2 separate regions of the Homo sapiens genome follow, and region 2 is linked to region 1. A link is an interaction called in ENCODE POLR2A ChIA-PET data of the cell type or tissue named here. Cell type or tissue: GM12878. All regions are shown on one strand.

Region 1 (5,000 bases):
ATTTTCAGTTCAGGCCAGGAGTTGGGGAATGGGTGGGATCAGCAGGGGTCACAGTCCCTTGGTGCTTAAAAAGTAGATGCATTTGGAGCTGCCAGGCCCATGTCCACTGGGGTAAACATGAGTCCCCTCAGAAATAGACATGTGGTCCCTTGAGGGGTTCCTCTGGGTCTGTAAATGTCTCATAAGTATGGCCTCTATACCCTTGGAAGGAAGGTGCCATAGGATCTCAGCGGCCCTCCAACCATGCCTCAGTGCTGATAGCTGGTCAGCGGGGAGGAAGTGGTCACATTTGCATTTCAGCCAAGGGGCCTCCTGGGAAAAAATAATTGACACACCCCCTCCCTCAACCCATTTCCTCTTTTTTATTTTTATTTTAAGAGCTTTATTTAGCTATGTTTTACATAACATAAAATCAAGCCACTGTAAATGTACAGTTCAATGATTTTTAGTGAATTTATCGAATTGTGCAATTATAACCACGATCCAATTTTAAAACAATCCCATCACTCCTGAAAGGTTCCTTGTGCCTGCTTATAGTCAATCTCCATTCCCATTCCCAGGGCCACTCGTCTACTTTATGCCTCTACTGATTTTGCTTTTTTTTTTTCCTAGGCATCTCATATCAATATGTTGTCTTTTGTGTTTAGTTTCTTTCAGCATCGCGTGTTTGGGGTTCAACCACGTTGTAGCGTGTGTTGGCACCACATATCTAAAAATCCATTTTTAGGCCAGGCGCGGTGGCTCATGCCTGTAATCTCAACACTTTGGGAGGCCAAGGTGGGCGGATCACTTGAGATCAGGAGTTCGAGACCAGCTTGGACAACATGGTAAAACCCCGCCTCTACTAAAAAATACAATAATTAGCCTGGTGTGGTTGCACACGCCGGGAGATTGAGACCAGCCTGGCCAACATGGTGAAACCCTGTTCTACTAAAAATACAAAAATTAGTTAGGTATGGTGACGTGCACCTGTAGCCCTAGCTACTCAGGAGGCTGAGGCAGGAGAATTGCTTGAACACGGGAAGTGGAGGTTGCAGTGAGCAGAGCTAGTGCCACTGCCCTCCAGCCTGGGAGACAGAGCGAAACTCCATCTCAAAAAAATAAAAAATAAAAATTGATTTTTATTGCTGAAGAATATTACATTGCATAGATATGCCACATTCATTTATCCTTTCATGAGATGATGGACATTTGGAGTATGTCCACTTTTTCCTTTACTACAAACAAGCATGCTATGAACACTTGCATGCGAGTCTTTGTGTAGACATGCATTTTCAAATCTTTTGGATATATACCCAGAAGGAGACTTGTTGAGTTAAAGGTAGTTTAACTTATTAACTTTTAAATAAGTTTAACTTATTAAGAAACTGACAAACTGTTTTTCACAGCAGCTGCCCTGTATTATATTCCCACCAGCAATGTCTGAAGGTTCCCATTTCTCTACGTCCTTGACAATATGTATTTTCTTTTTTTTTTTTTTCTTTTTTTTTTTTTTTTTGAGATGGAGTCTCGGTCTGTCGCCCAGGCTGGAGTGCAGTGGCGCGATCTCGGCTCACTGCAAGCTCCGCCTCCCGGGTTCACGCCATTCTCCTGCCTCAGCTTCCCGAGTAGCTGGGACTACAGGTGCCTGCCACCACGCCTGGCTAATTTTTTGTATTTTCTTTTGTAGAGACGGGGTTTCACCGTGTTAGCCAGGATGGTCTCGATCTCCTGACCTCGTGATGCGCCCGCCTCGGCCTCCCAAAGTGCTGGGATTACAGGCGTGAGCCACCGCACCCAGCAGACAATATGTATTTTCTGTTGGTTTTTATTATAGCCATCCTAGCGGATGTGAAGTGGTATCTCATTGTGGTTTTGATTTGCATTTCCCTAATGGCTAATGATGGTAAGCATCTTTTCATGTGCTTGGTAGTCATTTGCATATCTTGTTTGGAGTAATGTCTATTGAAGTCCCTTGCCAAATTTTATTTATTTTATTTTTTTTTTAGACAGAGTCTTGATCTGTCTCCCACACTGGAGTGCAGTGGTGTGATCTTGGCTCACTGAAACCTCTACCTCCTGGGTTCAAGCGATTCTTGTGCCTCGGCCTCCCGAGTAGCTGGGCTTACAAACGTGTGCCACCATATCCAGCTAATTTTTGTGTTTTTAGTAGAGACGGGTTTTCACCATGTTGACCAGGCTGGTCTCGAACCCTTAACCTCAGGTGATCCGCCCACCTCAGTCTCCCAAAGTGCTGGGATTACAGGCATAAGCCACCGTGCCCAGCTCCTTGCCAATTTTTAAATTTGATTGTTCATCATTTGTTGTTGAATTTTAAGAGTTCTTTGTATATTCTGGAAACTCACCTTTATCAGATATATGAATTACAAATATTTTTCCCATTCTGTGGCTGTCTTTTCACTTTGTTGATAGTGTGCTTTAATGCAAAAAAAATGAAAAAAAATTGACTATAGATTCATGGGTTTATTTCTGAACTCTAAGTTCAATTCCATTGATCTATATGTCTAGCCTTGTGCCAGGATTATCACACTGTTTTGATTACTGTAGCTCTGCAGTAAGTTTTGTTTTGTTTTGTTTTTGTTTTTGTGTTGTTTTGAGACAGAGTTTCGCTCTTGTTGCCCAGGCTGGAATGCAATGGCACAATCTTGGCTCTGCAGTAAATTTTAAAAATGGGAATTTGAGTCCTCCAACTTTATTGTTTTGGCTTTTCTGGGTCCCTTGAAATTTCACATGATTTTTAGGATCAGTTTTTCCATTTTTTAAAAAAGGCCATTGGGACTTTTATAGGAATTGCATTAAATCTATAAATTACTTTGAGGAGTGCAATGTTAAATCTTCCATTACATTAACATAGAATTTAAAAAACTTTATTTAGGTCTTTTCTAATTTTTTCAGCAATATTTTATAGTGTTCAGTGTACAAATCTTGCACCTCCTTGGTTAAATTTATTCTTAAGTATTTTATTATTTTTGATGCTATTATAAATAGAATTTATTTAATTTCCTTTTGGGGTTGTTTATTGCTAGTATATACAAACACAATTTATTTTTGTATGTTGATCTTATACCCTGTCACTTGGCTGAATTTATTAGCTCTAATAATTTCTTTGTGCGTTCTTTAGAATTTTCCATATATATGATCATGTCATCTGCGAATAACAGTAGTTTTTACTCTTTCCTTTTCCCATTTGAATGCCTTTTATTTCTTTTTCTTGCTGAATTGTTCTGGTTAAAACTTTCAGTGCAATGTTGAATACCAGTGGTGAAAGTGGGCATCCTCTTTCCTGATCTTGGTGGAAAAGTTTTCAGTCTTTCACTGATTTAGTGTGATGTTAGCTTGTTAGCTGCGGGTTTTTCTTTCTTTATTTCTCTTTCTTTCTTTCTCTCTTTCCTTCTTTCTCTGTCTCTCTCTTTTTTATTTGAGATGGAGTCTCACTCTGGTGCAGGTTGGAGTGCAGTGGCATGATCTTAGCTCATTGCAACCTCATGGGTTCAAGTGATTCTCCTGCCTCAGCCTCCCAAGTAGCTGGGATTACAGGTGTGTGCCACCACATCCAACTAATTTTTGTATTTTTAGTAGAGACAGCATTTCACCATGTTGGCCAGGCTGGTCTCGAACTCCTGATCTCAGGTGATCTGCCTGTCTCGGCCTCCCAAAGTGCTGGTATTACAGGCATGAGCCACTGTGCCCAGCCAGGTTTTTCATATATGGTCTTTATCATGTTGAGGGAGTTCTCTCTTATTCCTACTTTACTGAGTGTTTTTATCATGAAAGGGTGTTAAATTTTGTCAAATGCTTTTCTGCATCAATTTGGATGATCGTGTGGGTTTTCTTATTCTATTAATGTTATGTATTGTATTGATTAATTTTCTTATGTTGAACCACCCTTGCATTCCTGGGATAAATCCTTTTTGGTCACACTGTATAATCCTTTTAATGTGCTGTAGAATTAGTTTGCTTGTATTTTTGTGAAATTTTATATCTATATTCATAAGGAATATTAGTCTGTAGTTTTGTTTTCTTGTGGTTCTCTTGTCTGGATTTCTCTCCTGTTTTGTGGAGGAGTTTGAGAAGAACTGATGTTAATTCTTCTTCCAATGTTTAGTGGAATTCACCAGTGTAGCCATCTGACTCTGGACTTTTCTTCATTGGGAGGTTTTTGATTCAACTCTTTACTTGTTGTATGTTTATTAAGATTTTCTATTTCTTCTTGAGTCAGTTTTGGCAGTTTGTGTTACCAAACTTTAATATTTAAGTTGACAACTATTATTATCTAATTTGTTGGCATACAGTCATTCACAGTACTCCCTTATGATCCTTTTTATTTCTGTATGATTTGTAGTAATATTCCCACTTCCATTTCTGATTTTAGTGATTTGTATTGTTTCTTTTGCTTAGTCCAACTAAAGGCTTGTCAATTTTGTCAATCTTTTTGAAGAAACGACTCTTGGTTTCTTTCATCTCTATTGATTTTGTATTCTTTATTTTGCTTGTTTGCACTCTAATCTTTATTATTTCCTTCCTTCTGCTACCTTTGGGTTTCATTTGTCCTTCTTTTTTTAGTTCCTTTAAAAGTAAAGTTAGGTTATGATTTGTGATCTTATTTGTTGTTTTTTTTTAATGAAGGCATGTAGGGCTACACATTTCCCTGTTAGCACTGCTTTTGCTACATCCCATAATTCTGGGTGTGTTTTTGGTGCTTTCATTTTCATTTGTCTCTAAGTATTTTCTAATTTCCTTGTGATTTCTTCATTGACATGATGACTGTTTAAAAATATGCTATTTAATTTCCACATAATTGTAAATTTTCCAGTTTTCCTTCTGCTATTGATACCTAACTTCATTGTGATCAGAGAAGACACTTCATATGATTTCAATCTTTTAAAATTTATCAAGACTTGTTTTGTGGCTTAACATATAGTCAGTCCTGGAGAATGTTCCATGTGCACTTTGTGGTCACTGTTATTGTTGGGTGGAGTGTTCTATGTGTGTCTATTAGC
Region 2 (5,000 bases), 160 kb after region 1:
GGAGTTCAAGGCTATAGTGAGCTATGATTGCACCACTGCTCTCCAGCCTAGATGACAGAGCGAGACCCCATCTCTAAAATATAAAATAAAATCAATTAGGGTAGTATCAGTTACTGATCCTGCCTTGGTCCTTTTGGGCCATGATTGTGGGTTAGTTTTGGCTTCTGGACTGGTTGCTAGGGGACTGGCCTGGCTTCCTGCAGGTCTGGCTTAGAGGTGGTGGGCTGGCTTTCTGGGCAGGTTGATGTAGATTTTGGGTTGGAGTTCTGCTTTTATACGTGGTCTGGCCATTGGCTGCAGCCCATTGGCTGTTTGTATGTTCAATCTCTCAGAAGAATGAGTGTAACACGGTCCATTCCTTTGAGCTGCTCACAGTCCAGCCTGTGTGAGAAATAGTAACTGCTTAGCTGGTGGGTCAGGGAACAGAGTGACCTCATTAATCACTGTGTCTCATGACAGCGGGTTTCCTGCCCACATCGGAATTGGGAGACGGTGAACGGTCAGTGGTATATAACTTACAGGCATTGTTTGTTTGCACTATAGTGTTTGTAATTTTTAAGAATTACCAGGTTAAACAGAAAACAACCGCCAGGAGATTCTGTGTAAACACCCAAAACTCGGGCACTCGGCTGGAGCAGAGCAGTGCTGCCTTCTTTGGTAGAATGCGTGCCGCCAGCTCCCTGCTGTGCCCACAGCTGTCTGCAGCTGTGCTTCCTGCCTGCCTCTGTAGGCATCAGATTTGTCCATTTTCAGTTCGCTCAGTGCAATCTGAGCAGGAGGAAACTTACCCAACAGGGATCAGGAAGAACTGCTCTGGTTTCAGGGGCTGGGGTGACCAGGAAGCCTCTCTCCCGTCCCCTGCAGAGCCCCTGTATCAGCTCTGCGAGGGCTCCTGCATGGGTAGGGATGGGGACCAGAGCGCCACAGAAGGTGTCAGAGCTGCCACTCATCTCAAGGATAGATGGACCACCTGTTTTCAGTGGGTGTGATTAGATGAAATGTGTATGAACAGCATCAGTAGCAAAATATATAGTAGTTTATGTTTCTCATGACGATTTCCATTATGATCCAGAACTTTACCGTGATAAAGCAGTGGGCACTGCTTTATTGCCAGTGGGAGTCCTGACTGGTAGACCTCCAGCCAGGGGAAGGTCCCATAGATGCTGCATAGATAGGGACAGCAAGTGGATGTCCCCATCACCACTCCTGCAGTGGTGTCATAGGTTTTAGTACCATAAATGCATGCAGCTGAGATGCAGGTACTGTGCCCAGTAACATGAAATAAGTTTTATGCTCTGTCATTTGAGTGAGGCTAAAGAGCAGATTTTCTGATTGTAATAAACTTCTGATTGTAATAAACTTCTTGAGTTTAAGAAGAAAAGAACTCTGTGTACAGATCTCAGAACAATAGGTTTTAAAACCATACGTTATTAAAATCCTATTTCTTCTCTACTGTCAGAGCACTGAGCTAATCTACCTTGTCACACAACACTCATTTTTCTCTTTAGATTGAGATTCATGAGGGTCAAGGAGTCAAGTTATATGATTGTTGAGCACTGAAGTATTTTTACAACATTTTATTATGGAAAAAGTCAAACAGAAAAGTGGAGAGACTGATACAGTGAAGCCCTGTGTGCCATCACTCAGTTCCGATGATGAACGCAGGACTGATCTTGTTTTATTTATGTTTGTACCTGCTTACCCACGTTATTTTGAAGTATTCTCAACATCATTGCATGTATATGTAAGAATTTTTTTCTGATGAATGCCCACATCCTTTCGTGATTGCATCCAGCTAATGGCCAGACATCTGATTTCTGGTCTAGACTTTGTCGCTTCCTGTCCCGTCTTAGGTATGTCCTTCATCTCTCTGACCTCTGAGAAAGAGAAGCAGCGATCCTTTCTGGCTCGCCTCTGCATTGGTTGCTGAGGGTCTGCTGAGAGGTGAGGAGCGGCGCTGCAGCGTGTAGTGAATGAGCTGGTGCACCGATGGAGAGGACGGTTCGTCACTAAGTGATCTACCACAGACCAGCCACTCTCCTTCCACCCGGCTCTTCCCAGCATTGTTCACTGGCCATGCTTGGAAGTGCCCATGGCAGTTCTCATCTTTGCATCTGTGTGCCTGAAGGTCCAGAGAATCTTTTTCCCCAGGCGGTTGGGGGAAAGATGAGAGCTACAGGCTGAGAGGTGAAATCCTGTGGCCCCTCACAAACCTCCCCAGCCCCGTGTCCTGCCCACCAGCCCTTCCTTCTTCCCAGCCCAGGGTCTGCTCTCTTGGGCCAGCTCCACTCCTGCACCCCCGTCTCATCCAGGGCCTGCCCTGCCCTGTCCTCAGTGCTGTGCTAGCAGGACCGCCCGTCCACCCTGTCTGTCGGGAGGGCTGTCAGAGGGTAAGTTGGCTCACAGTGGCTTGGGCCCTTGGAGTCTTATTTTTTGCTGTTATTTCCTCTGCCTAAAAATAACATTTTATGTTTTTATTGCCTAGTTTAGAACAAAACTATTTGTTGGTCAGAGGTCAGGGCAGTAGACTTCCCAATTTCCTGTTGCCCAAGTGCACAGTGAATCCTAGGTTCCAGTAGCCTCTGGGAAGCAGGGACCCTGATATAGCAAGAAGAGGCTCATTGGTAACATTACATTCCAATGTAACTTAATCATTTCTTTCATTTTTTGAGAGATGGCCTAGCTCTGTCACCCAGGCTAGAATGCAGTGATGCGATCATAGCTCATTGCAGTCTCCAACTCCTGGGCTCAAGCTATCCTCCTGCCTCAGCCTCCCAAGTAGCTGAGACTATAGCCACATGCCACCATGCCTGGCTGATTTTTAAATTTTTTTGTAGAGATGAGCTCTTGATCCATTGCTCAGGCTTGTCTTGAACTCCTGGCCTCAAATGATCCTCCTGCCTTGGCCTTCCAAAGTACTGTGATTACAGGTGTAAGCCACCACACCTGGCCTTAAAATTTAATTTTAAAAGAAAAGGAGAAACTGTATACAGAATTAGTCCAAAACAAAATCTCTCAAGATGACTTGAGCCAACCCTTCTCCTTAGGGGAGAAGTGTCCTGTTTTGTTCAGTGCTTGTCACTTGCCTGGAGGCCCGTTTTCAATTGCCACCACTGATGGGCATTTCCTGTTAAAGGAAGAGTGGCTCTGTTCGCTCCAGGGTCTTTGCCTTTCCTCAGCTGCTCCTGCTGCCCTGCATGCTGTCCCTGCACGCTGGACCTGGCCCAGTGCTCAGGGCTGGGCCAAGGGGATGATGGATGCTGGGGTGGGCTGGGTTGAGGGGATGATGGATGCTGGGCTGAGCTGGGTTGAGGGGATGATGGATGCTGGGCTGGTCTGAGCTGAGGGGATGATGGATGCTGGGCTGGGCCAGGCCGGGCTGATCCAATGCATCTCCTCTGTGAGTGCAGCTCCTCTTTGGGTACCACCTCTGGTGTCCTAATCAGGTGCCCAGATGCCTTCCATCCTTCCCTGTTGGCCCAGTCTCTCTTGGTGACTCTGAAGCACAGGGCAGGTGCAGGAGGGTATAGACGAGATGACGGTGGGGTCTGGTATAGAGGATGTCCTCAGGCTTGTTCTGTGGAGCCCATGGGGCTTAGTGCCTGGGAGCTTAGGATCTGGGGTTGGGCAAGCCCGGGCTCCATTTCCTTCCAAGTTACGGAAACTATGAGCAAGTTGTTAACCTCTCCAAGCCTCCTGTATATACAGATGATACTAGTGATTTCATCTTACGGAGTTACTGTTATTGTCATGATGAAATGAACCATGTGAATGCATAGTGCTGGCACATAATAAGGTAATCATAGCCACACATTTGCAGGCCCCTTGATTTTAGCCTAACATGAGCTACTTTACTATAGCCCTTAAGAAATCCAGACACACCCTGCCTCTTCCAAGTAGAGAGAACACAGATAGCACTGTGTTTAGAGGTTTAGAGGTTCAACTTGCTTGATTTAAACATGTTGCTGGTTGTCCTGGCTAGGGTATCTCTTTCCCTCTAGAGGAGACATCTGTGCTAGGGCCAGGGCCTCGTTCCTCTGTCCTCATAGCTGGGCCTCCCATATCACTGACTGGAGGTTGGTGGTGTGCAGAGAACCAGCCTCTGATCCAGCGCTACCTACAGAAAACCTGATGTTTTGATATTTACTGAAGGTTGTGTCTTTTTCTTCAGTTGGTTCTGGATTCTGAAAAGGAGTGGTGTTGTTAATTAACTCCTAAGTCTTCAAAGTGGTATTTCTAAGACTGAAAGTAGTTGTCTCAGAATCTCACCATACGGACTTTATTCCGCACTCTTTATCATGACCATGGGCTCGTAGAATATTGAGGTCAAAAGGATCCTCAGACATGCCTTTAGCCCAGTGTATCCCTACAGATTGGCAAACTGTAGCTTCTCCACCAGGGCTCCTGGATCAGGGGAGAGACCAGGGGCAGAGCTGTGGACATTAGCTGTCCTGAAGACCTGAGGCTGGGAAGCAGCGATCTGGTGCAACCTTAGCGCTTAGTGGACATCATAAGGATCTTGGGAGCAAGCAAGAGACCCCAGTTCTGGTCAACTTAGAAAGGAATGTGTCGGGGCTGGGCACGGTGGCTCACGCCTGTAATCCCAAAACTTGGGGAGACAGGTGGGCAGATCACTTGAGGTCAGGAGTTTGAGACCAGACCAGCCAACATAGTGAAATCCCATCTCTACTAAAAATACAAAAAATTAGCCAGGTGTGGTGGTGAAACACCTGTAGTCCCAGTGCCTGGGGAGGCTGAGGCAGGAGGATCGCTTGAACCTGGGAGGTGGAGGTTGCTGTGAGCTGAGACTGTGCCACTGCACTCCAGCCTGGGCAATGGAGTGACACTCCATCTCAAAAAAAAAAAAAAATGTGTCGGGATGCTATTGGGGGAGGGACACATAGGACTCATTGGTGGCCAGGTGCACAGTTGGGGATAGGCAGGAAGCATGGCATCACCTCATGGCCAGAGCAGCTGGCCCTCTGTAGCTTCTGGGCTGG

Evidence for each region. Peaks named below come from ENCODE experiments on the same cell type or tissue, not always from the same donor. Only the 100,000 strongest peaks of a DNase experiment are listed, where the experiment ranks them.
Region 2: POLR2A ChIA-PET joins it to region 1 with 10 read pairs; 8 of 35 experiments call an interaction of 5 or more read pairs at or near these places.

The regions. Positions count from the first base shown.
Region 1 is chr16:27,394,424-27,399,423 of GRCh38, reverse strand. No RefSeq gene overlaps it. Among named protein-coding and RNA genes, the nearest start is that of IL21R, 5.2 kb to the left of the region's middle. In GM12878, no CTCF peak of the experiment used is centred here; a DNase peak (open chromatin) is centred at 293; H3K4me3 peaks cover 639 bases; H3K27ac peaks cover 1,490 bases.
Region 2 is chr16:27,238,743-27,243,742 of GRCh38, reverse strand. The region is part of intron 2 of NSMCE1 (NSE1 component of SMC5/6 complex); the gene reads left to right. Among named protein-coding and RNA genes, the nearest start is that of NSMCE1-DT, 27 kb to the left of the region's middle. In GM12878, no CTCF peak of the experiment used is centred here; a DNase peak (open chromatin) is centred at 402; H3K4me3 peaks cover 591 bases; H3K27ac peaks cover 789 bases.